Regions from separate parts of the Homo sapiens genome. Here region 1 is linked to region 2. A link is an interaction called in ENCODE POLR2A ChIA-PET data of the cell type or tissue named here. Cell type or tissue: endothelial cell of umbilical vein. All regions are shown on one strand. Links, peaks and the distances in the headings refer to the core of each region. The heading gives the core; the rest is flanking DNA.

Region 1 (11,324 bases), core at 23-5,022, 1.9 Mb before region 2:
CCGCCTTGAGGAAGATGATGGAGATGTGGCAATGAGTGATGCCCAGGATGGTCCCCGAGTACGATAGTGAGTGACCAGTTGGTCTGGTTTGAATTTAGTGGCTCATGAGATTATATGGCCCTTTTACTGTCCATGTCATTTCCTTTCCCACCTGTTAGAGTGAGAAATGCCAGGACTAGCTTAGTGATTAAACAGTCTTAGTTGTAGTCCCACTAACAGTGCAGGAAGGCCTTTGAGAAGACTTTCCTAGCATTTGTGGTCATTTTATTCTCTGCTTACCCACAGCAACCCCTATACCACCCGACCTAACCGTCGGGGTGATACTTGGCATGATCGAGATCGCATTCATGTTACTGTGCGGAGAGACAGAGCTCCTCCAGAGAGAGGAGGGGCTGGCACCAGCCAGGATGGGACCTCAAAGAACTGGTTCAAGATTACAGTGAGTACTTTGAGAAAGTAGATGGTACAGTAGAGATAGGAGGCCACGCTGAGAGTGGAGATGTTTAATTTTATTCCACAAAAATTATTATTATTATTTTTTTTAAATGGAGTCTTGCTCTGTCACCCAGGCTGGAGTACAGTGGCGTGATCTCGGCTCACTGCAGCCTCCGCCTCCCGGGTTCAAGCTATTCTGCCTCAGTCTCCCGAGTAGCTGGGACTACAGACACCCACCACCACGCCCGGCTAATTTTTGTATTTTTAGTAGAGACGGGGTTTCACTGTATTGGCCAGGCTGGTCTCGAACTCCTGACGTCATGATCTGCCCGCCTTGGCCCCCCAAAGTGCTGGGATTATAGGCATGAGCCACCGCACCCAGCCCAAAAATTCTCCTTGTCATCTGATTACTCCACACTCAAGTATCTATCTTTTCTCCTAGGAATCAGTATCTTCCAACACCTTAGAGCAGGTTCAGAGAAGGGGTGGAAGAGAAATATGAAAATTTTGGTTGGGGGAGGGAGTAATTCCTCTGGATGTCTTCATTTGGCTCAGGCTGAGTGTGGGGCTTGGAGTCCCTGGAGTGCCCTGGAGTTCTCTGAGGGGCAGGCAAGGTGTAAATAATATCTTGGAACTTTTAGAATAAATAAAATTGATTTTTTTTTGAGAGATTATAAGTGTAAATGGGCTGGGTACAGTGGCTCATGCCTGTAATCCCAGCACTTTGAGAGGCCGAGGTGGAGGATCACTTGAGGCTGGGAGTTCAAGACCAGTCTGGGAAATACAGCAAGACCCCTTCTCTACAGAAAATTTTAAAATTAGCCGGGCATGGTAGTACATGCCTGTAGTCCTAGCTACTCCAGAAAGCTGAGACAGGAGGATCGCTTGAGCCTAGGAAATGAAGGCTGCAGTGAGCTATGATCGCACCACTGCACTCCAGCCTGAGTGACAGAGTGAGGCCCTGTTACTAAGAAAAAATAGTAAGTGTAAGTAGACAGAAAGGAGTTAAAGAATCTATGTGTATCTCAAGTAGAAAACCTAGTACTGGTCCTTTCTTTAGATAGTCTTTAAAAGTTTGGTAGAAGGTATAAAAGGCATTGTATTGGGTCTGCTATTCAGCCTTACTTATCATTCCCTTCTTTTCTCTTTCTCTCATTTCTAGATTCCTTATGGCAGAAAGTATGACAAGGCATGGCTCCTGAGCATGATTCAGAGCAAGTGCAGTGTGCCCTTCACCCCTATTGAGGTAAGACAAGGCCTGAGTGGCTGGCTGGCCAGGCACCAGGGATGGTGAAGGGGCAAGCTGGACTCCCAGCGTAATGCCCCTCCCCAAGGGCTCTGGACTCCCAGTGTAATGCTCCTGTTTCCTCTTGTAGTTTCACTATGAGAATACACGGGCCCAGTTCTTCGTTGAAGACGCCAGTACTGCCTCTGCATTGAAGGCTGTCAACTATAAGATTTTGGATCGGGAGAACCGAAGGGTGTGTTTAAAGGGCCTGGCTTGGCTGGAGGTGGAGGTTGGTGCTCAGAGCAGGGACTGGGTCTTGTTCTTGCGGCTTAGGCTTCCCTAGAGTTTTCTGTGCCCTCTGTGTCTTCCCTCCAGATATCTATCATCATCAACTCTTCTGCTCCACCCCACACTATACTGAATGAACTGAAGCCAGAACAAGTAGAACAGCTAAAGGTGAGGCAGGCTCAAATTAGATGTTTCCAACCCAGTCTTACTACTTCTCACACCCCCACCCCCCACACACAAACCCAGTGACCACTAAACCCTTCTTTTTCCTCTAGCTGATCATGAGCAAACGATACGATGGCTCCCAACAAGCCCTTGACCTCAAAGGCCTCCGTTCAGACCCAGGTATGGTTGACAGCAGTAGTTCTCAGATAGGTGGTGATAAGGTGGGATCTGTCAGGGAGGGAAAGTTTGAGGATGTTTTACTGCTAATGCTGGCATGGGCAAACCCTCTCAGTCTTCCCTTTCCTTCCCTTCTGCTTCCTGAAGATTTGGTGGCCCAGAACATTGACGTTGTCCTGAATCGCAGAAGCTGTATGGCAGCTACCCTGAGGATCATTGAAGAGAACATCCCTGAGGTAAGGCCTTTGGCCCAGTATTAGGCATGAGGAAGCAGGGTGTGTTAGATAGGAAGTGGCTGGAGGGCAGATTCGTCTCTGATCCACTTGCTGGTGGTGCCTCCTCTAAACTCTTCTCTCCTCACAGCTATTGTCCTTGAACTTGAGCAACAACAGGCTGTACAGGCTGGATGACATGTCTAGCATTGTTCAGAAGGCACCCAACCTGAAGATCCTAAACCTTTCTGGAAATGAAGTGAGAATTGATAGCTCGGCTATATTTTTGAAGGGGTGGGTAGAGGGTGTAGAGAGTTTGTCCAGTGATGGCAAGAGGCAAGAGAGAGAACTCAGGCCAGATGTGCTGGTTTGCAACTCTAATCCTAACACTTTGGGAGGCCAAGGCAGGAGGATCACTTAAGGCTAGGAGTTTGCACGCCTCTAGTCCAAGCTGCCCCAGGGGGCTGAGGTGGGAGGATTGCTTGAGCTCAGGAGTTCAAGGCTGCAGTGAGTTATGATTGTGCCGTTGCATTCTAGCCTGAGCAACCTGTCTCAAAAAAATTTTTTTAATTTAAAAAATAAATTAGTCGAGCATGATGTCACATGCCTGTAGTCCTAGCTACCCAGGAGTCTGAGGTGGGAGGATCTCTTGAGTCCAGGAGTTTGAGGCTGCAGTGAACTATGATCATGCCACGGCACTGAACTTGGGTGACAGAGTGAGACCCTGTCCCAAAAAAAAAAAAAAAAGAAAAAATTTTAAAAGATTAGAAAAGATCTCAGAGCTAAGCGTAGGGACTGGGGGTATGGGGAGCCAGCTGGCTGTCTTCACCAGGGTCTCCTCCCTTTGTTCCTTCCACCCTTTGCAGTTGAAGTCTGAGCGGGAATTGGACAAGATAAAGGGGCTGAAGCTAGAAGAGCTCTGGCTCGATGGAAACTCCCTGTGTGACACCTTCCGAGACCAGTCCACCTACATCAGGTCAGTTGTAGCCTGTGTCTCCCCTCCTGGGGACCTTCACCCCCTGGGAGGCTGAGCTAATGCATCCTGACCAGGGCCCGTCTGCGGAGATGTGCAGCCCTGAGCTGGAACCACCTGTCCTTTGAGAGGATCGCGTGCTCCCCACTTTGGTCTGTCTGTGTCTTCCAGCTTTGTCCTGAGATGTTCTCTCTTCTCTTCTGACTTGACTATCTGTTTGCTGGGTCTGTGGCCTTTCTCTTTCTTCCTGAACACAACCTTTTCTAGAATCTCCCTACCCTGTTGTTCCAGGAAAGGCATCTCCCCTTTCTACTCTAACCAGAGGGTATCTTGTACATACCCTATAGATGGGGTTGCCTTGTGCCAAGAGCCTGGTGTCCATGGGTTGAGGAAGCCCTCCCTACCTGGGACTTCCTACTGAGATGGGCCTTCCCTCCTTTGTACTGTGATGGCCCCTCTTGCCCTTGCGCCAAGAGGGACCCTTTTCTCAGGATCCACTTGCCCAGGGCTGTTGCTGTCCATGCTGAGGTTGAGGCCTCCTAGGGGCTGGTGGCATGCAATCTGTCTCTCTTGCCCAGTGCTATGAGCTGGGCTCTCCCTGAAGAAGAAACCTGGGTTCCCCAAGATGTGACCAGAGCTGGGGCCCCGCCAGCAGGCGAGGGAATCCCAAGGCAGGTGCTGGGCGTGGAGGCCACGGGGGCATAGGCTACCAAGGAGACAGAGAACTGACCCCCTCGGGGGCGCTGCCTCTCCCTCACTCACACACTGCACGTCACCCTGTTTGGCCCCGGTGGATGGCTGGTTAGCCAGAGACGGGTAAGATTCCTCAGGGAAGGAACAACCTAAGACAGGCACAGTCGCAGAGGGGCCATCAGGAGAGAACTTGGGGGCAACAGAGGTGGGGCATGGACCCTCACCCCCACAATCCTACAGGGGCCTGAACCCTCACACCTTCTGAGGGAGGTCTCCTGCCCCCATGGCTGCTTTGCTTCCCACGCCCAGTTCAGATCGGGACCCAGGTAGCAGACAGAGACCTGGCCAACAGCAAGTGCCCACTCACCACAGCAAGGATTTGTTTCTCATTTCTACCTTGGACCACAGGGATGGGGCAGCTGAAAGAAAGGGCTGTGTCAGGGTGTCTTTCTCCCTTTTCTCCCTCATTTTTCTAGATGCTTTTTTGCCTTGTAGTTCTTTCTCTTTTTCTTTGCTTTCTCTTTCCTTTTTCTGTCTGTCTCCTATACCTCCCCATCTCTCCCTTGCCCCTGCCCCATCTTGCCTTTTTCTCTTTTTCCTCCTTTTCCTTTCTTATTCCTTTGCCTCTCCTCTTCCTGAGCCCCACCTGCTCATCTCCCTGCCCCAACATCCTGTGCCATCCCTGTGGTGTGTTTGGGTCTTGGCCAAAGCCAGACCTGGCAGAACTGATGGATACCTGGTGAGGCAGCGGAGCCCCTGGGCTCCCACCCCATTCCCTCCTCCCGGGGCTGCACAGGTGAGTAGGTGGAAGGTAAGGGGGGCAGGGAGGGGAAAGAGGTCCTGGGCTTAAAGCCTGGGCTTGGAGTACTGCTCCTTGACACTCAGGGTCAGGCAGAGAGAAAAGAGACAGCCTTCAAGGCAGTCCATGTCTGGGTGCCCCGGGTCAGGTGGGGAGTGGGGGCCATTTTTCCCTGAGCACAGGCTGGGAGGGAGTGGAGGGATGAGCAGGATGGGATGGGCTGTCCCTCGGGTTTGGTATATTTGCTCCTAGAGCAGCCCAGGAGGCACGGTGGCTCTGAAGCATCACTCACTTCTGTCCCGTTCTTGACAGCGCCATTCGCGAACGATTTCCCAAGTTACTACGCCTGGTAAGTCCATAATTTTTTCATTCTAACAAGCACAGCATCTCTCACTCACAAGGATTCCTGGATAGGTTTCTTTTTCTTTTTCTTTTTCTTTTTTTTTTTTTTATTTGAGACGGAGTTTCACTCGTCGCCCAGGCTGGAGTGCAACAGCATGATTTCAGCTCACCGCAACCTCTGCCTCCCAGGTTCAAGCGATTCTCCTGCCTCAGCCTCCTGAGCCCAAGTAGCTGGGATTACAGGCATGTGCTACCACACCTGGCTAATTTTTGTATTTTTAGTAGAGACAGGGTTTCACCATGTTCGCCAGGCTGGCCTTGAATTCCTGACCTCAGGTGATCCACCTACCTCGGCCTCCCAAAGTGCTGGGATTACAGACGTGAGCCACTCGCACCAGGCCCTTTTTTTTTTTTTTTTTGGATGGAGTCTTGCTCTGTTACCCAGAGTGCAGTGGTGCAATCTTGACTCACTGCACCGTTTGCCTCCTGGGTTCAAGTGATTCTCCTGCCTCAGCCTCCTGAGTAGCTGGGATTACAGGCATGTGCCACAATGCCCGGCTAATTTCTTTGTGTATTTTTAGTAGAGATGGGGGTTTCATCTTGTTGGCCAGGATGGTCTTGAACTCCTGACCTCAACTAATCCATCCACCTTGGCCTCCCAGTGTGCTGGGATTACAGGTGTGAGCCACTGCGCCCAGCCTGGATCCCTGGATACTTTTCATGATGCGTTTACACTTGACTTCTGACCCTTCTCTCTTAGTTCTTCAGTCTACTTATGCACCCAGCCTTTTTCTCTCTGGTTTAAACTGTCAACTTTCTTTTTTGTTTGTTTTGTTTTTTGAGACAGGGTCTGGCTCTGTCATCCAGGCTGGAGTGCAGTGGCACAATCGTAGCTTACTGCAACCTTCGCCTGCCAGGCTCAAGTGATCCTCCCACTTCAGCCTCCCAAGTAGCTAGGACTCCAGGCACGCACCACCATGCCCAGCTAATTTTTGTATTTTTTTTGGTAGAGATGGGTTTTGCCACGTTGTCCAGCCAGGCTGGTCTCAAACTCCTGAGCTCAAGCCATCTGCCTGCCTCGGCCTCCCAAAGTTCTGGGATCACAGGTGTGAGCCACTGGGCCCAGTCTACACTGTCAACTTTTACTTCCTTTCCACAGGATGGCCATGAGCTACCCCCACCAATTGCCTTTGATGTTGAAGCCCCCACGACGTTACCGCCCTGCAAGGTAGGAAGCATGGACAGAGTAAGAACTTGTGTGTGGAGAGAATACTGCTTCCATGTTCCTAATACCTGTTTGATTTCAGGGAAGCTATTTTGGAACAGAAAACTTGAAGAGTCTGGTCTTGCACTTCCTGCAACAGTAAGTATCCCAGGGTCCCCCCTCCCCACCCCGAGGTTGAGGGGGAATGGTGGGCAGACCCAGGCACACATCAATCTTTTTGTTTTGTTTTTTGTTTTGTTTTTTTTTTTTTTTTTGGACAGTGTCTCACTGTGTCACCCAGGCTGGAGTGCAATGGTGTGATCTTGGCTCACTGCAACCTCTGCCTCCCAGGGTTCAAGTGATTCTCCTGCCTCAGCCTCCCCAGTAGCTGGGACTACAGGTGTGTGCCACTGCACCTGGCTAATTTTTGTATTTTTCGTACAGATGGGATTTCACTATGTTGGCCAGGCTGGTCTCCAACTCCTGACCTCATGATCCACCTGCCTCTTCCTCCCAAAGTGTTGGGATTAGAGGCGTGAGCCACCGCACCTAGCCATTTTTTTTGTATTTTTAGTAGAGACAGGGTTTCGCCATGTTGCCCAGGCTGGTCTTGAACTCCTGGGCTCAAGCTATTCACCCATCTCAGCCTCCCAAAGTGCTGGGATTACAGGCATGAGCTTCCATGCCCGGCCACAACTCACTCTTGGGAGCTACTGGGTCCTTGTATGGCTGTAGACCACAGAGCCCATACTTTCTTTTTTGTTTTTCCCATAGGTACTATGCAATTTACGACTCTGGAGACCGACAAGGGCTCCTGGATGCCTACCATGATGGGGCCTGCTGTTCCCTGAGCATTCCTTTCATTCCTCAGAACCCTGCCCGGTTAGTATCACATCCCAGAATCTGCCCGGGACCACTGGGTTTCCCAGCAGATACAGGGCACACCTGCTGGCAGCACTGCTCTGAACACCACGTCCATTCCTTTTATTCCCCCAGAAGCAGCTTAGCCGAGTATTTCAAGGATAGCAGAAATGTGAAGAAGCTTAAAGACCCTAGTAAGTGTGTGATACGAACAAAATATGGGAAAAGGGCATGGGAAGGAATCAGTCAGAACTCAGGAGTGTGTGGCAGCACCACTGAGCTTTCTCCTCTACCCACAGCCTTGCGGTTCCGGCTGCTGAAGCACACGCGTCTCAACGTTGTTGCCTTCCTCAATGAGTTGCCCAAAACCCAGCACGACGTCAATTCCTTCGTGGTAGACATAAGCGCCCAGACAGTAAGCTCCTGCTTGCGCCTGACAGAAGCCTAGAATTGGGGTGGGGGTGGCATTTAATAGGCAAGGGGGGGCACTCAGGCTCTGAGAAGTGTACATTGTACCTGATGCTGCTTCTCTTTCAGAGCACATTGCTGTGTTTTTCTGTCAATGGAGTCTTCAAGGAAGGTAAGAATCTTTAGAGTCCCGAGTTTGTAGCGTGGTCCCACCCCCAGCTGGAATTTTCCTCAGCACTCTTAGCTTCCCAGCTACTTTCTCTCCCATTTTCTTTTTGAGCTCCTTCTCCCATTCTGCCCCCAAGCCGTCTTGGCTTGGCCTACCTCTCCACCTGTCCTGTCTGGATGTGGGAAAAGCCTGGGGATTAGGAGGACTTTGGAGTCAGGCAGTTCTTAGTTTCCATCCTAGTTTTGGTTGTGCGGGGCTGTGGACAAGTAACATTACCTCTAAGACAGATTCTTTATTTGTAAGATGGGGTTAGTAATAGCCGTCTCATAGTGGTGCTATAGGAAGTAAACTGAAGTGACTTACAAAGTGCTTGGCCTGGGGCCTGGCATACAGATGCTATCAGTGGATTAGTAGTTATTACTTTTTTTTGAGATGGAGTCACACTCTATCACCAGGCTGGAGTGCAGTGGCGCAATCTTGGCTCACTGCAACCTCCGTCTCCTGGGTTCAAGTGGTTCTCCTGCTTCAGCCTCCCGAGTAGCTGGGACTACAGGTGCGCACTACCACGCCCAGCTAATTTTTGTATTTTTAGTAGAGAAGGGGTTTCGCCATGTTGGACAGGATGGTCTCGATCTCTTGACCTCGTGATCTGCCCACCTCAGCCTCCCAAAGTGCTGGGATTATACGCATGAGACACTGTGCCCGGCCGTAGTTATTACTATTGTCCTTTCTGACCTGACCCTTCACCCCACCTGTGCTTCCCTTATACCCTTATATACTTAATCATTCCTCTCTGACTTGCTAGGATTCTTTATATCAAAGACCATGATTCAAGAAGCTGTTTGTAAACATAAAGCACTAGTGACCCTAAGGTGTTGTTGCTGTTCTTATTGCAGTGGACGGAAAGTCCCGGGATTCTTTGCGAGCCTTCACCCGGACATTCATTGCTGTTCCTGCTAGCAATTCAGGGTAAGTATTCTGCTTTTCGCATTGGATACCAGTCCTAATCCATGGCCAACAGTGTGGTAATTGGAGGGTAGAGTCAGTCTTTGGGGTGATTTCAGAAAGGCAACAGGAAATCAGAGAAAGCTCACATAGTAGTTAAGAGCCAGTTAATAGCTTGGCTCTGGAATTGTACCGTCTGGGTTTTCATCCTGGCTCCACCACTTCTAGCAAGTAGGCTGCTGCCTCATCTGAAAATTCATATAACAATATTCATTTCCTAAGTTTGTTGTGAGGATGAATTAAAAGAGCTAAAGTCCATGCGTTGGGAGAACCCTAGTGTGTTTAGTAGATAATCCTTCCAAACATTGATTCCATGGGAGGGGATAAATGATAAAAGGTAACAATAGCTAAGAGTGGGAGGGGGACCTTGTGGATATTGAAAGAATCAGAGAATAGGAATGATGTTGGGAGGATGATGTTATCTCTGTCTAGCTTTTTAAGTGCTCTTTGTCCTCAAGGCTATGTATTGTAAATGATGAGCTATTTGTGCGGAATGCCAGTTCTGAAGAGATCCAAAGAGCCTTCGCTATGCCTGCACCCACGCCTTCCTCCAGCCCGGTGCCCACCCTCTCTCCAGAGCAGCAGGAAATGTTGCAAGCATTCTCTACCCAGTCTGGCATGAACCTCGAGTGGTCCCAGAAGTGAGTGCGGGGCATGTGTAGGATGGGGATGCACTGAAGTAGGGCTAGTAGTAAATAATGAGGGCTCCTGACAGTTTTTTTGTTTTTTTTTTGGAGACAAGTTCTTGCGCTGTCATCCAGGCTGGAGTATAGTGGTGATCATAACTCACTGTAGCCTCTAATTCCTGGGCACAAGCTGTCCTCCCACCTCAGCCTCCAGAGTAGCTGGGCCTATAGGCATGTGCCACCTTATTTTATTTTATTATTTTTTTTTTTTGGAGGTGGAGTCTTGCTATGTTGCCCAGGCTGGAGTGCAGTGGTGCGATCTTGGCTCATTGTAACCTCTGCCTCCCGGGTTCAAGCAATTCTCCAATCTCAGCCTCCCGAGTAGCTGGGATTACAGGCACACACCACCATGCCTGGCTAATTTTTGTATTTTTTTTTTTTTTTTTTTTTTTTAGTAGAGACGGGCTTTCATCATGTTGGCCAGGCTGGTCTCGAACTCCTGACCTTGTGATCTGCCTACCTCGGCCTCCCAAAGTGCTGGGATTACAGGCATGAGGCACTGCACCCAGCCAAATTTTTATTTGCTTGTTTGTTTTGAGACAGGGTCTCACTCTGATGCCCAGGCTGGAGTACAGTGGTGTGATCACAGTTCACTGCAGCCTCAACTGCTAGGGCTCAGGTGATTCTCCCACCTCAGCCACCTGAGTAGCTGGGACTACAGGCATAGGCCACAGCACCTGGCTAATTTTTTTGTATTTCTTTGCAGAGATGGGGTTTCACCATGTTGCCCACCTAGGCCTCCCAAAGTGCTGCGGTTATAGGTGTGAGTTACTGTGCCTGGGCTCCTGAAATTTTAAAAGGCAAAACTTTTGGCTGCTTAAAAAAACCTAATAGTTGGCTGGGAGAGGTGGCTCACACCTGTAATCCCAGCACTTTGGGAGGCTGAGGCGGCCAGATCACGAGGTCAAGAGATCAAGACCATCCTGGACAACATGGTGAAATCTCGTCTCTACTAAAAATACAAAAATTAGCGGGGCTTGGCGTTCCACGCCTGTAGTCCCAACTACTCGGGAGGCTGAGGCAGGAGAATTGCTTGAACCTGGAAGGCGGAGGTTGCAGTGAGCCGAGATCACGCCACTGCACTCCAGCCTGGTGACAGAGCAAGACTCGGTCTCAAAAAAAAAAAAAAAGCAAACAGAAAAACACAAACCTGATAGTCTATAAAAAATTTGCCTGTGTATAAATTAACATAAAAAACTTTAAAGGTAAAATGGAAGTTCCTTTTCATATACTGTTCTGCAACTTAGTTTCTTTACTTACACCATGAACATCTTTCCCTACCACTGTAAAAACTATCTTGAGCTTCTTGACAGCTATTTAATATTCCTTATCTTTGAGAAGCCATTGGTAGAACATCTGGACTTTTACTAATGTCTCATTTGTATAAATAGTGCAAGGATGTATAAGAATGTACATATTTGTTGGCAAACTTGGGTGCTTTTATGGAGTGGACTTTCAGCTGGCATTTACGAGTCAGAGTTCTTACAGAGCTGCCTGTTCTTCCACTCCAGGTGCCTTCAGGACAACAACTGGGACTACACCAGATCTGCCCAGGCCTTCACTCATCTCAAGGTAAGGTCTGGAAATACAGTGGCAAAAAGACTAGGATCTCTGGGCCTCCAGGAGGTCAGGTTAGCTGAGTGGGGTTGCTGAGTGGCGAGGGTAGGCCTACCTCTACT
Region 2 (11,939 bases), core at 3,934-8,933:
GCATGAATAAGAAGAGTTCACAACCGCAGAACTGCAGCTGGGCTTTTTGGGGGAATGTGAACGGCCCAGAGAAAGGATCATTTGGTGGAAGCAGGGGGATGGAGTAGTGGCTATGAGGGCTCTACCTGGGGCACAGGATTGGTTGGCATCTCTTAGAATAAGACTCACAGACACTTGCTATGCCTGGCACATGGCTGGGGCTGGGAAGATAGTGGCCGAATGAATGAATGAAGGAATGGATTATGCCTGCTTTGTGCTGCTTCCTTGAAAAAATCTGTCCTTGGGTCTGCTCACCTGGGGATCTAGAGGCAGCATGGCAGCCTCCAAATCTGCTCAACTGCACTCTATAACCAGCCCTCCCTCCTTTGCCCCCTGGGTGGAGGGAAACTGCCCACCTGGAATCTGGCTCTGTGAGCCCAGCACGGTGGCAGGTGATGAGGGTGGTGTGGTGCCTGGAGCCCTTGAAGCGGTCCAGCTTGGCAGTCCAGAGTGTGGGCTGGGCTGGGCGGGCGGCTGTCACATGCAGCCCCTTCTTCACCTTGATCCTGGGGAAGAGAGTATAGGCTCAGTTTGGCAAGGTGCATGCTGAACTGTGGGCTGGATTGAAGGGGAAAGACAAGGAGCCAAAGCCATCTGACCTCCCTGGCTCCAGTCTGAATCTCCTCTTCACCATCCTCCAACCCAGAAGGACCCCGCCTCAGTGCAGCTCACACCTTACAGCTCTCCCCCACCCAAAGACCACTTACGCCTCCCCACTGCCCATAAGGTCAAAGCTTAGCCGGGCATTTGGGGGCCCTCCAGGGTCTGGTCCAGCCTTAACTTCGGTTGTGACATCTCTCCATGCACTCTCTGCTTCAGCTACACACAAGTTTCCCACACACACGGCACCCATTCGTGACTCCAAGCCTTTGCCCAGTCTGTGCCTTCAGCCTGCTCTGCCCTTTCTTACTTTACCTGCTGATGCTTTAAGCCTCCAACAACTCACAGACCATTTCCTTTAGAAAGCTTTTCCAGTGGTGGGATGAATTTCCCCCTTACTGCACCCACTCACCTGAGCTCCCACCGCACTTTGAACCTCCCTCAGTGCTTACACACCCACATGCCTTCTAATCCAATTCATGCCCATCCAGCTCCCTTCCCTACCACTGGGGCCCCTTTCTGCCAGATAGGGACTGGCCCTTGCTCGTGTTTGGATCTGCAGAGTGAAGACACAGGGCTTGGCAGGCTGTAAGTGTCTAGGAAAGATCTGCTTAATAAGAGTGAGCATAGGAGGGCGTAGGAGATGGGGAGACACAGAGACGGGACATGCACAAACCCAGGCAGGGCTTGAAACTAGGTCTAGGTTTCAAAGCATGTCCACAGACCGCTCTTCGATCCTCAGGAAAGATATCATTACAAAGTGAGCAAGTCCCAGTGCCTCACCCTAACCAAGCCCAGGACTATCCTGCCTAGAACTCAGGCTTCTCAGAATCTTAAAGCCTAAGAGATGCCTCTCCCATGGATTCCTGCGCTGGACTCCAGAAGCAAGTCATACTCTGCAAGCCCTTGCCGGGTGAACTGGGTAGGTGGGTGGGGGCTGCTTTGGGGGAACTTATTACGGAAAAGGACACAAAGAATCAGGGCCTTCCTATGGGGAAGAGCAAGCTCTGTCCAAAGGCTAGACTCCTACGGCGAGGGTGGCAAGGAGGGACAGCATGTAGGTGAACGTGATTGGGGCAAATATCCCTCTCTGGAGCACTGGAGCAAGAGCTCACACTTAGGTACTGCAGTCTCTAAGCCCTTTGCGGGTTCCCCTCCCTGGAGACTTGCAGCTGCCCTGAAGGTGGACCGTTAGCCCCATTGGACAAAGGAATCTCAGGGAGGTGCCAGGGGAAGGGGCAGCTTCCTACTTCTGACTCTAATTCCAGGGCTGTGCCCATGGTGGGCTCCTACCAGCACAGTCATGGCTTTTTACCTGGAAGGAGTTTAGTTTGGTGGACACATGTTTTGCAGAGGTCAAGGATTCCAGCAAGGACCCCAGGAGGAGCAGGTACCTGTCCCTAGTCTTCCCACAGAGGTTCCCACCCTCACCCATCCCCGTGGCCTGGTGCTCACCGCAGGGTCAGGAGGCTGGCTGTGAAGTTGTGCCGAAGCAGGAGGGTAGCACTAAAGAGCTGGCCGGGCCGCACTGGCATGTCAGGCACCCGCAGAGTCACAGCCTCGTCCAGAGGTACCTCCTGGTACTGCGGGGGGTCTGCTGGGCGCAGCTCCACACCCCCCACTGGGAGGGCCTGCTCCCCAGGGTCGTTCTCCTCGCCGGAGCCACAGCCCCCAGGGCCCTCAGCTGCAGGCTCAAGCGTGTAGGCCAGCTCGGCCCGTGTGGTGGAGGCCTGTGAGAACCAGTGCGAGGGAAGCTCCAGCTCCACCACGCAGGCGCCCAGGGATGGCTGTGAAGACACGACAGCAGTAATTGGCATGGGGGTGGGTGCAGGGCGAGGAACAGGATTCTCAGCACCCATGGCAGGAAACCCAGAGCTGGAGGGGCTCATGAAAGGGAGGCCCAGCATGGGCCGGAGACACAGCCTGAGTGACACAGCAAACCAGCAACCTGGCTGGGGCTTCAAACCAGGTCTAGGTTTCAGAGCATGTCCGCAGACCACTCTTCAGCCCTTGGGATAGGTCTCATTACAAAGTAAGCCAATCCCAGGGCCTTACCCTAACCAAGCCCAGGACTATCCTGCCTAGAATCCAGTCTTCTTCTCAGAATCCTAAAGCTCAAGAGACGCCTCTCCCATGGATTCCTGTGCTAGACTCCAAAATAGTGGAAATAGCAATTATAAAAGTAACACTACTAATAATGCAAACACACTGGCTGATTGATTACTCTGCCGTAAGCTATCCTTACATTCATCTCACTTGTTCCTTACTCCAACTCCAGATGGGGTAGGAATTCTTAACACCCCATTCTTCAGATGAGGAAACTGAATCTCAGAGAGATTAAGTTACTTACTCAAAGTCACACACCAAGGACTGAACTCCCTCTGGGGCCCTAAATAACCTTTTCACAGCACTGAAAGCTAGTGGGGGCAGAAATGGAGTCGGGTGGTCCACAACCCCCGCGCTTCCCAGGAGTGGGGGTTTCCTCTCTGCCGCGGGCCCACCACCTGGCTGATGCAGCTGCAGCAGGACCAGCCTAGGTGGGGCCTGTCTACTCACCTGGAAGCGGCAGGCTTGGTGAGCAGTGCCGGCAGGGTGTGTGGCATGGAGCCGGGCACAGGGCAGGCTGCCAGACCCTGGTGGCCAATCCTGCCCTTTGAGGTGGAAGAGAACCCGGGCGTAGGGCTCTGCTGGAGTCACAGCCGCTTCCACTGAAACGGCCCGCACGTCCCATGGGACTGGCCGTTGGTGGGGCTCAGTGACTCGAGGGGGGACCACCTGGAGGGAGAATGAGAGGGCTTAACAAAAGAGGAGCTTGGGAGGGGAAGATCTAGGAAGATGGGATCCCAGCTTGGCAGAAGAGAACCTTTATGGGCCTCAGTTTCCCCCTCTGGAATATGGGGAGCACAGCCGGGGCTGGGGAAGGCTCCCAATTTGTACCCAGCAGACCTCAGGCCCTGAGTCCTGTTAGCCTGAGAGTCCCCGGTGCCCCCTCCTTACCTGCTGAGTGGCAAAAGGTGGGTAGGAGGCCCGGAGAAGTGGCTGGGCCCTGGGCCAGGGCTGTAGGAGCAGAAAGGTCTCAGATCGGGAGCTCAGAGAGGAGTTGGCAGGTGGGTAGTGGCCCACCTGCTGCACACGGAAGTGTTCAGGGGCGTCTAGGAGCTCCAGGGCTGCCGGCAGGTAGACAGGGTCCAGGGGAGCCTGGCCACAGTCCACTGAAGAGGCATAAGAGGGAGAGATGATGACAGCTCCAGAGCTGGCAGGGGCTGACCCGGGTGCCATGCTGGGGCACAGTAGTTGTGGGCAAGGGAGGGAGAAAAGGGCTGTAAATGTCCCTTCCCCTCTCACCACCATTTCACAGATGAGGTCACTGAGGCTTAAAGAGCCTCACACAGGTAGTATGTAGCAAAGCCAGGATTCGAATCTGAGTCCAGGACTGGATGCTTCCCAGCTATTCCTTCTACTTTCCACAGACCTTGGCCTTCTTCTCGCCAACAGCCTTCTCAATGTCTCCTTTTCCCCAACTCCTGCCCTCCATCTACTCGCCTCTGATACCAAGGCACTTCTGGGGTGCAACCGTCGGCAGACTGGGCCAGTGTAGTAAAATATGGTAATGAAGTGAGCTTTCTCTGCCCTGAATCCTTGGCCAGGCTCTGCTGGGCATCCACCCCTCCTCCCCCATCATTGCCATGGCAACCTGCACCATCTTTCCAAGCTTGCTCCCTTCTTCCCTGAACCGACTGGTATCGAGTGCAAGTGTGGGATGGGCGGGCGCGGAAGGTGCTGAAGAGGTCTGTGAAGGCACTTGCTTGCCCTGGGGGTGGGGTGGGGACCAGGAGCCTGGGGAAGACAGTCAAAATAGTCAATCATCAGAAGGACAAAGGAGCACTAAGCCATATTGGTTTGCTCTAACTATGAGCACTAATAATAATAATTAGCATTTTGTGAATGCTATATGCAGGTGAGAATTTAAATACTGTATGTATATGAACTCTTTGAGTCTTTGTAATAATTCTGTGAACCAGGTTCTATTATGATGAATCCCATTTTGTGGATGTAGAAAATGAGGCCGAGAGGTTAAGGTATTTGCCTGTGGTTCCACAGCTGGAGAGTGAAGGAGCTGGGGGTTGATCCCAGGTATTAGCCACTAGACCATCCGGCGTCTCCACCTGCCACTTCTCTCTCCACTCTCCACTGCCACGGTGCACCCTGCAGGCTTCATGCCCTGGAGCGCACCTCCTCTCCTCTGCTCTGCCCGGTGGCACCTCCCTCCTCATTCAGGGCCATGAGTGAATACTGCCTCCTTCTGAAGGAAGCCCTCCTTGGTTACTCACCTTCCCACCAGTCTCCTGTCTTTTGCAACCCTGGGTGCCTCCTCTGAATTAGTAATCTTCCTATAAACAAGGGACCCTGTCTTGCTCATCCTGGAATTCCCCCAAACTAGGAAGCGCTCCCTAGAGAGGATTTCCTGGGAGCCTGGAGACCTGAATTTAAATTGATGAAACTTGGGTCAGGCATTAACATTTTGAAGCCTGTTTCCTCACTTGTAAAAGGGGCAGGAGCATTAGGTGGCACTGTGGACAGGACAGGGCTGTGTAAACTGTGGAGTGCTGTCTGGAGGGAGCAGGCATTATTGCTGCTGCATAATGGATTTGACAAGGTTTTCCTCCTCTCTCTATTAGGACTCCCATGGCGTCCCTCGGGATGGGGAGCAGGTGGCTGAAAGCAACCCCACAGCTAGCTCCCTCTCAGCCCCACAGCTGGACTGTGGGTGGGGGTGGGGGAATTGGTTTCAACCTCCTTCCTGGCCCTCCCCACCAAGGAGCATATGACTGACAGGCTCTCCCTGCCCCCTGCCCCAAGCGTAACAAGTGACCACTGCTCTCTGGGGGCAGCCACTGGCTTCAGGTTCGCCTCCTACTCCATTGCCTCCATAATTACAAGATGCTCTTAGCCTGACTCCCACGGACTCCCATCACCCAGCGCTCGGCTCTCTCGGTGGGGAGGGCAGAGAATGTTTCACTGTCCCTCTGTCTTCTGTGGCATCCTTTGCCTTGCAGCCACAGCCCAGCTAGCCCAGGCCAAGGGAGTCCGACCCCCACCCCGAAGCACAGGGAAGTTGCTGCCCTTTCCCGCAGTGACAGGAATCCTCTCAAAGGTTCTGGAAGGCAAGGATGCGGCCATCCCTGGAGACGCCAAGGTCAGGGAGCCCTGGGGGAAGGGGGAGGGAGGGCTTGCGTCTGTTGCAGGTCCCAGGCAAAGGGGCTGCTTTCCACTCCCGAGGGGGGTGGGTTGGTGGCGGCGGAAGGAGGCTAGGAGGGTGCAGCGCTACAGACCACAGTGAGGGAGTGGGGATGACGCTAGTGCGCCCGGGACCGGGGCCGCCGGGTTCGATGCCCGGGCTGAGGGGTCCCTCGCAGAAGGTGCGGGACGGGGAAGCCCCTGCGCCGGGCTGCCCCGGGTCAGGAAGGAGTTGCCGGGTCGTGCAAGGTGAAGGAAGCCTTAGGGGCGAGTGGCTGGGGGCAGGTTCCCGAGGGCAAGAACTCTCCGACCTTCAGGGCGCTGCGGGGCGACCCCGCTCAGGGTTCAGTCCGAGAACCCAAAGGTTGGTGGCTCCCGGGCATCACTCGCTCCCACTCGGCCGGGCCCGGCCGCCCCTCGCCCCGGCCCTCCCCTCCCGCTGACCTCTCACGACGTCCAGGGCGAGGGCCACCAGGAGGCAGAGCCAGGGGCCGTAGGGCCCCCGAGGGGCCGCTGTTGTGCGACCGGCCATCCGCGCGCACATCCTTCCCACAGAAGGCGGGGACGAGGCGGGCGGCTCAGGTGGCCCCAGTCCCGCACGGCATCTCCCGCACCCGCTCCGCGCCGTCCCCACCTGGCCCGCTGGGTCCCGGCCGCCGCCGCCGCCGCCGCCGCCCGCCCCGCGGCTGCAATTCCCAGACAATGGAGCGGGAGCAGTGGGGTGGGAGGGAGCGAATCGCAGCACATGGGCTGCCCCCTCCGCCCCGCCGGGTCCTAGTGCCCTACGGATCCCCAATCCCTGCGCGCTCAGGCGACCGAGGTCGGGAAGAGGGCCACGTCCCTGGAAGCAACAGAGGACGGCCGCCTCTGCCAGGAGGGACTCGGTGAGTTCTGTGTGGCTCCCTCACGGAAGCTTCTGATCAGGGAAGAAAAAGCCACTTTCTCTGCCTCACCCACCCCCACAAGCAGCTCACTTGTGAAGGCATCTGACACCTGAGTCAGAACCAGAATTCAGGGACACATGGGACGGGAGCTGCAGGGACAGGAAAGGAGGGAGGGGGTCAAACGGGGCCAGATGCCAACCACCTGAGCCTGCCCTGACAGAGCTAGGCCACCGCCGTGGAGGAAGGGCTCTAGGTGCAGGCAGCTCTAGTCTCTTGACCAGCTCCACCTGGGCAGCGTCCTGCAGCGCTTAGGAGGGTTGAGGGTTGCCCAACACTCCCGAGGGAAGGCCAGCCTCAAGGGTCCTGACCCAGTGTTGCCTACCAGGCAGTTTGGGGAGAGGCCCAGAGCAGGGGCCCCAGCTGCACACTCTCATGCCCTGGGCAGCTTACAAAGAAAAAATTATGTCTGAGGCCCTCCGCAAAATTGGTCCAGCCTGTGGGCCGACTGGAAACCTTGGCACAGGAAAGTCCTCAGGTGGGTGGTGAAGGGGAGGGCAGGCAAGTCTTCTCCAGGCTGCCCACCCACCTCAGCACACTGCAGGGAAGGGGTGACCCCTCTGCCCAGCAAGCACACGCATTTCCAGCAGTGCCAGTCGTTCCTACGTTTTGTAATGGGGGCATGCTTTCCTAATTCCTTGTGCTCCTGGAGGGAAGGGTACCTGGTACCAGCCTGCCTTTTCAGCTCTCCCCTCTGCCAGCTTCACACTGCCCCCACAGGGAGAAATTGGGAGGCGGAGCTGCACTACAGAAATGGGTTTAGCAGTAGAGGAGACATGGAAGCAATCCAGACTTGGAGTAAATACATTTTATTCAGAACAAGATAATAAAATAGCGTGCACTTTATTTAAAACCAACCAAGCACTGATAAAAAATATATATCACTGCAGCTGTGATTCCACATCAAACCTGAACAGTAAGAATTGGGCATTTATTCTTCACATCATGTGCCAAGCCTGGCAGAGAAGGACATCCACCTCCACTAGAGCCTCAAAGGAAAAGTGGCCCCTAACCACCAAGACAGGGTACCCTGGTGGAGAGGGGCAGCTGGCAGCTCACCCTGCTCTCTGCAGACCACGTGAAGGGAAAGGAGCTGCCTGTGTTCCTCCCGGGCTGCCGGGGTGGGCACTGGTCAGCAACTCCTTCTCGGTTTCAGGTTGTGGAGCGATGGGGAGAGAAGTGCATGCAGTTGTGCAGACAAGGAGGCGGGTCCTCCCTCCTCTTTCAGGGTCTCTGAAACCCCCACAGGGCATATAATGCCCAGCAAGGTCCCACTTGCAGGCACATGCCTACAAAGCAGCAGCCATCTTTTGCTTTGGCTGATGGGGAATCAAGATTCTGAGAGTGACTGCTCTTTTCTTGACACAAAGCAGCCACAGAACACTTTCCTACATACAGTATGGCAGCAGGCAAGCAGAAGGCCCTGCTGGCTCGGATTAAGGCACTTGAAAGAGACACAAGGTACATCCTCCTCCCCTGCAGCCCCCACAGGCCTCAGGGGACCCTGTTTCCCCACCCTTTATCCTCAGGTCCCCTTACCCCTGCCCCTCCCTACTGCTGGGCAATGAGGAGGACAGGAGCGTGCCTTAAAGGACCATGGTTTGGTGGGAGTACAGGGTAGGAGGATGAGGAAAACAAGAAGGGAGCTGGAGATTTGGCCAAGGAGCAACTTCAGAAGGACAGGAGAGCACGAGCATTAGGAGGAAGCCAAGGCAGCAGCAGAGGGAAGCCAGTTAAGTCATGAGAGACCAACGGCAGTGATGTTTGCTGGCGCAGATGCAGAAGCCAGAGGGAGGCCCCTCCAACCTTCCCTGGTGAGGCAGGCTGGGAGCAGAGAAAGGGTTAAGAGAGCCAACCCCAGACAGAGAACCTCAGAAGACAGGGCCGCAAGGACAGGCAGGGGGAATGGTCTTTCTCTGTTTCTCTTGGCTAGTGGGGCTGCGGCAAGGATCAATGTTCTGAAGGTTCAGAGACAGGGCAAGAAAAGGGCAGGGGGCTGGCAGGAGGGCTGCATGGCCCCGAAGCAGCTCAGCTCTTTGGTATGACACTGGCGGTGTGTGGGGCATCCGGCTCACTCCTCCTCCACACTGCGGGCCCCCTTGGCCGCTCGCCTCTGGCGCCAGCGCAGCTCCTCCACCTGGCGTTCCAGCCCTCGCACCTTGGCCTCGAGTTGGGCCCCAGAGGCTCGGGAGCCAGTGAGCCGGCTCAGCAGGGCGTAGAGGATCAGCAAGGCCAGGAGTAGCAGGGCCCGGGTGGAAGGGTCAGGCACCGACCTCATCAGGGCCACGAAGCCGGCCAGGAAGATGACAAGCTTCAGGCCCCACAGGATCCGCCCCAGCAAGGCCAAGACCAAGCCGAGGAGCAGAGACAGCAGCCAGTAGACGACCAGGGCCCCTGCTCCCCACAGCAGGAAGGTCTGGACCTGGCCAGGGCTGAGCTTCAGGCCCTGGGCGAGGTAATCACCTGGAAGCCAAGAGAGTCACAGAGTCAGCCAACCTGGAGAAGTGGTGAGGGGAGAGCGGGGCAAGAGCTAAAAGGGTGGGAGGTGCTAGGCACATTGCAAAGGAATAAGCCGTTCTCGCAGACTCAGAGTGATATGGGTTGGAATCTCAGCTCTGTTTCTTGCTGGCTGTGAGGCCTGGAGTAGATTACTTGCTTCTGTTGAGCTGCAGTTTCATTTACTAAACGGGAACAATTCTACTGCCTCCCTGTACTGTGGCTGGCAATTAAATGAGATACTACAGCTCAGCACGATGCCTGATAGGAAGTGAACAACTGGCACGTGGTGGCGGAAGTTCTTTTTTAGGGGGTCTGGGTGGGACAGGGTTTTGCTCCATCGCCGAGGCTGGAGTGCAGTGACGTGATCCCGGCTCACTGCAACCTCTACCTCCTGGGCTCAAGCGATCCTCCCACCTCAGCTCCCAAGTAGCTGGGACAACAGACACACGCCACCATGCTTGGCTAATTTTTTATAGAGACGAGGTCTCATTATATTGCCCAGGCTGGTCTCAAACTTCTGGCCTCAAGTGACCCTCCTGCCTTGACCTCCCAAAGTGCTGGGATTACAGGCGGGAGCCACCACACCTGGCCATGGTAGTTCTTGGCTTGCTCTTTGGCCATGTCTCTGCAGAATCCTGGGAAGGGTTAAGCAGCTTGGGGAAAAGGCTAGACCCTGACAAAGATGAACTCCCACAAGTAGGAAAGTACAGGCAAAGCTCTGGCTGACTACCCAGCACTCGAACACTCACCAGCTAGTCCCAAGGCATTCAGCAGCTGTGCGGCGATCCCAGACAGAGCAAAGAAGGCCACAGAAATGGCTGATGAGATGGCCCACAACACTTGGGACGAAGACTGTGGAAAGAGCACGGAGCGAGATGAGTTCATAATGAACAACGGTCCTCGCCTTCACGCCTGATCACCACTGTCCAGGCAAGAACTGCAGGAATGTCTCAGACCTGTTTCTCACCCAGTGGTGACAGGCCTGGGTCAGAGGGTAGGGGCCTTGGGCCTGGCTGAGGGGTCCCTTCCACATCCACCTTCTAGTCTACAGGGATGGCCAACAGGCTGTCTCTCCTTCCTGAACTGGAAACTAGGGCATCTGGGACATAATTTAACTGCTTTGCTGGGATACTTTGGAGGGAGTAGTAGGTGTACTTGTGTGTGAATGACGGAGACAATCAAATACTTTTAGTAGTCACCCTATAAAACTGGAGGCCTGCTAGCTGTCCAGGGAGTCATGAAGGTGCGTGGAGAACATCTGTAAAGGGATAGGATGTTCCAGTGAAAAAGGAGTCTATCAGCTATACTATATTATGGATTTAATAAATGATTGTCTCAGCCCTTCAGTCCAGCCTATCAAAAGTATGTGATACCATGCTTGGGATGCCACCAGGTAAAAAAAGATAACCCTGCCTTAGGCTCCCAATAAGCTCAACCCACTTCTGCAGGTGAAGGAATGGATTCAGGACTTGATATTTTGCCATTTCGAGATTCTAGGTCAGATTTAGACCAAAGTGAGACTCTACAGTCACCCAGTAACATGGGCTTATAAAGATGGCTCATTTCCCAGCCTTTCTGGCAAGGAAAGGGCAGGAGCCAGGAAAGGATAGGGGTGGAGCTAAAAGGCCCTAGGACAGCAATCAAATAACGAGGAATTCAAAGACAAGTGCTGTGTGGCTTCTTTTTGTGGAATTTGGGGCTCTCTGCACCAGAGAGGATGTGGAACTAAGATGAGGTGGCCATTACCAACCTTTCTTCTTTTATTTTTCCTTAATGTGTGTAGTCACACAGGGACTACCTTCCTTACCTCTGACACCAGGTGCATGGTCTCTGGCCCAATCCAGGCATCCAGTGTCCCTCGCACAGATCGACCTATCTGGGTCAAGACATCAACTGGGGCTTCTCTCTTCTGTTGGCCTGGTGGTGCAAAGTCTCGACGGGACTGGGCCAATGCTGAGTGGAGGAGGATAAGGGCCACTAGGACCATCAGAATGGCTTTGAACACATGCTTTCCCCATGGTGAACTGATGCTGGAGGCTGCCATGACTGGGTCTGCCAGGAGAGAAGCACAGTGAGCTGAGTGCCATGGTAGACACACTCACCCTCTCAGCTCTGATTATCCCAACATCCTTCTCCACCCCTACCCCAAGCAAGCACCAAACTAACCCTGGAAAGAAAGTGCTGTTAGCTGGGAGAGGAAGGACTGGGACTTCCAACTGAAGCTGGGCACAACCATCTGACTCACAGGTTCCTCTTTCACATTCTTTACCACTTGCATATTAATTAACCAGCAAGTATTATTCAACACTTTAGAGTTGGCGAGAAGATCTCTCTAAGGTTTGTGCCAGTTCTAAAAATCTGAAGGCCTGTCCCTGTATCTTAGGTGCTATAGGCATAAAAGTATTATAAGACTCTATAAAGGCTCTGTCCCAAGGAGCTTATAATCTACTTAAGATACAGCTGGTATAAAAAACAACTTAAAAATAGCACACAAGTAGGATTACTGCCATATAATGGTATAAAGAAAAGTGCTCAGTTATGTGCTCAAACAAGAATAACTGCACATATGTCATCTTCTCTGCAGGACCATCATGTGAGGTGGCTTTTATCCTCCTCGCCCCT

The links. ChIA-PET counts read pairs that join two places held together with the same protein. Peaks named below come from ENCODE experiments on the same cell type or tissue, not always from the same donor. Only the 100,000 strongest peaks of a DNase experiment are listed, where the experiment ranks them.
Region 1: POLR2A ChIA-PET joins it to region 2 with 11 read pairs; 2 of 35 experiments call an interaction of 5 or more read pairs at or near these places.

Annotation. Positions count from the first base shown.
Region 1 is chr11:62,792,534-62,803,857 of GRCh38, reverse strand. NXF1 (nuclear RNA export factor 1) reads left to right here. Exons shown (of 21, transcript NM_006362.5): 2 at 1-66; 3 at 286-439; 4 at 1,598-1,681; 5 at 1,812-1,916; 6 at 2,039-2,119; 7 at 2,227-2,296; 8 at 2,441-2,529; 9 at 2,657-2,764; 10 at 3,372-3,481; 11 at 5,283-5,319; 12 at 6,472-6,540; 13 at 6,620-6,675; 14 at 7,291-7,398; 15 at 7,513-7,571; 5 more. MIR6514 (microRNA 6514) reads left to right here and starts at 11,087; the gene lies at 11,087-11,156. In endothelial cell of umbilical vein, for the core only: no CTCF peak of the experiment used is centred there; no DNase peak of the experiment used is centred there.
Region 2 is chr11:60,919,116-60,931,054 of GRCh38, reverse strand. It overlaps TMEM109 (transmembrane protein 109), which reads right to left. Exons shown (of 4, transcript NM_024092.3): 2 at 11,125-11,369; 3 at 10,067-10,169; 4 at 7,612-9,281. The coding sequence starts at 11,361. The coding sequence ends at 8,890. It overlaps TMEM132A (transmembrane protein 132A), which reads right to left and starts at 6,595. Exons shown (of 11, transcript NM_178031.3): 1 at 6,322-6,595; 2 at 3,637-3,851; 3 at 3,196-3,414; 4 at 2,095-2,426; 5 at 396-545. The coding sequence starts at 6,421. LOC124902676 (a long non-coding RNA gene) reads left to right here and starts at 5,658. Exons shown (of 2, transcript XR_007062688.1): 1 at 5,658-5,836; 2 at 11,902-11,939. RefSeq lists silencers at 5,950-6,019, 6,060-6,279, 6,340-6,699 and an enhancer at 11,019-11,939. In endothelial cell of umbilical vein, for the core only: no CTCF peak of the experiment used is centred there; a DNase peak (open chromatin) is centred at 6,624; H3K4me3 peaks cover 1,441 bases.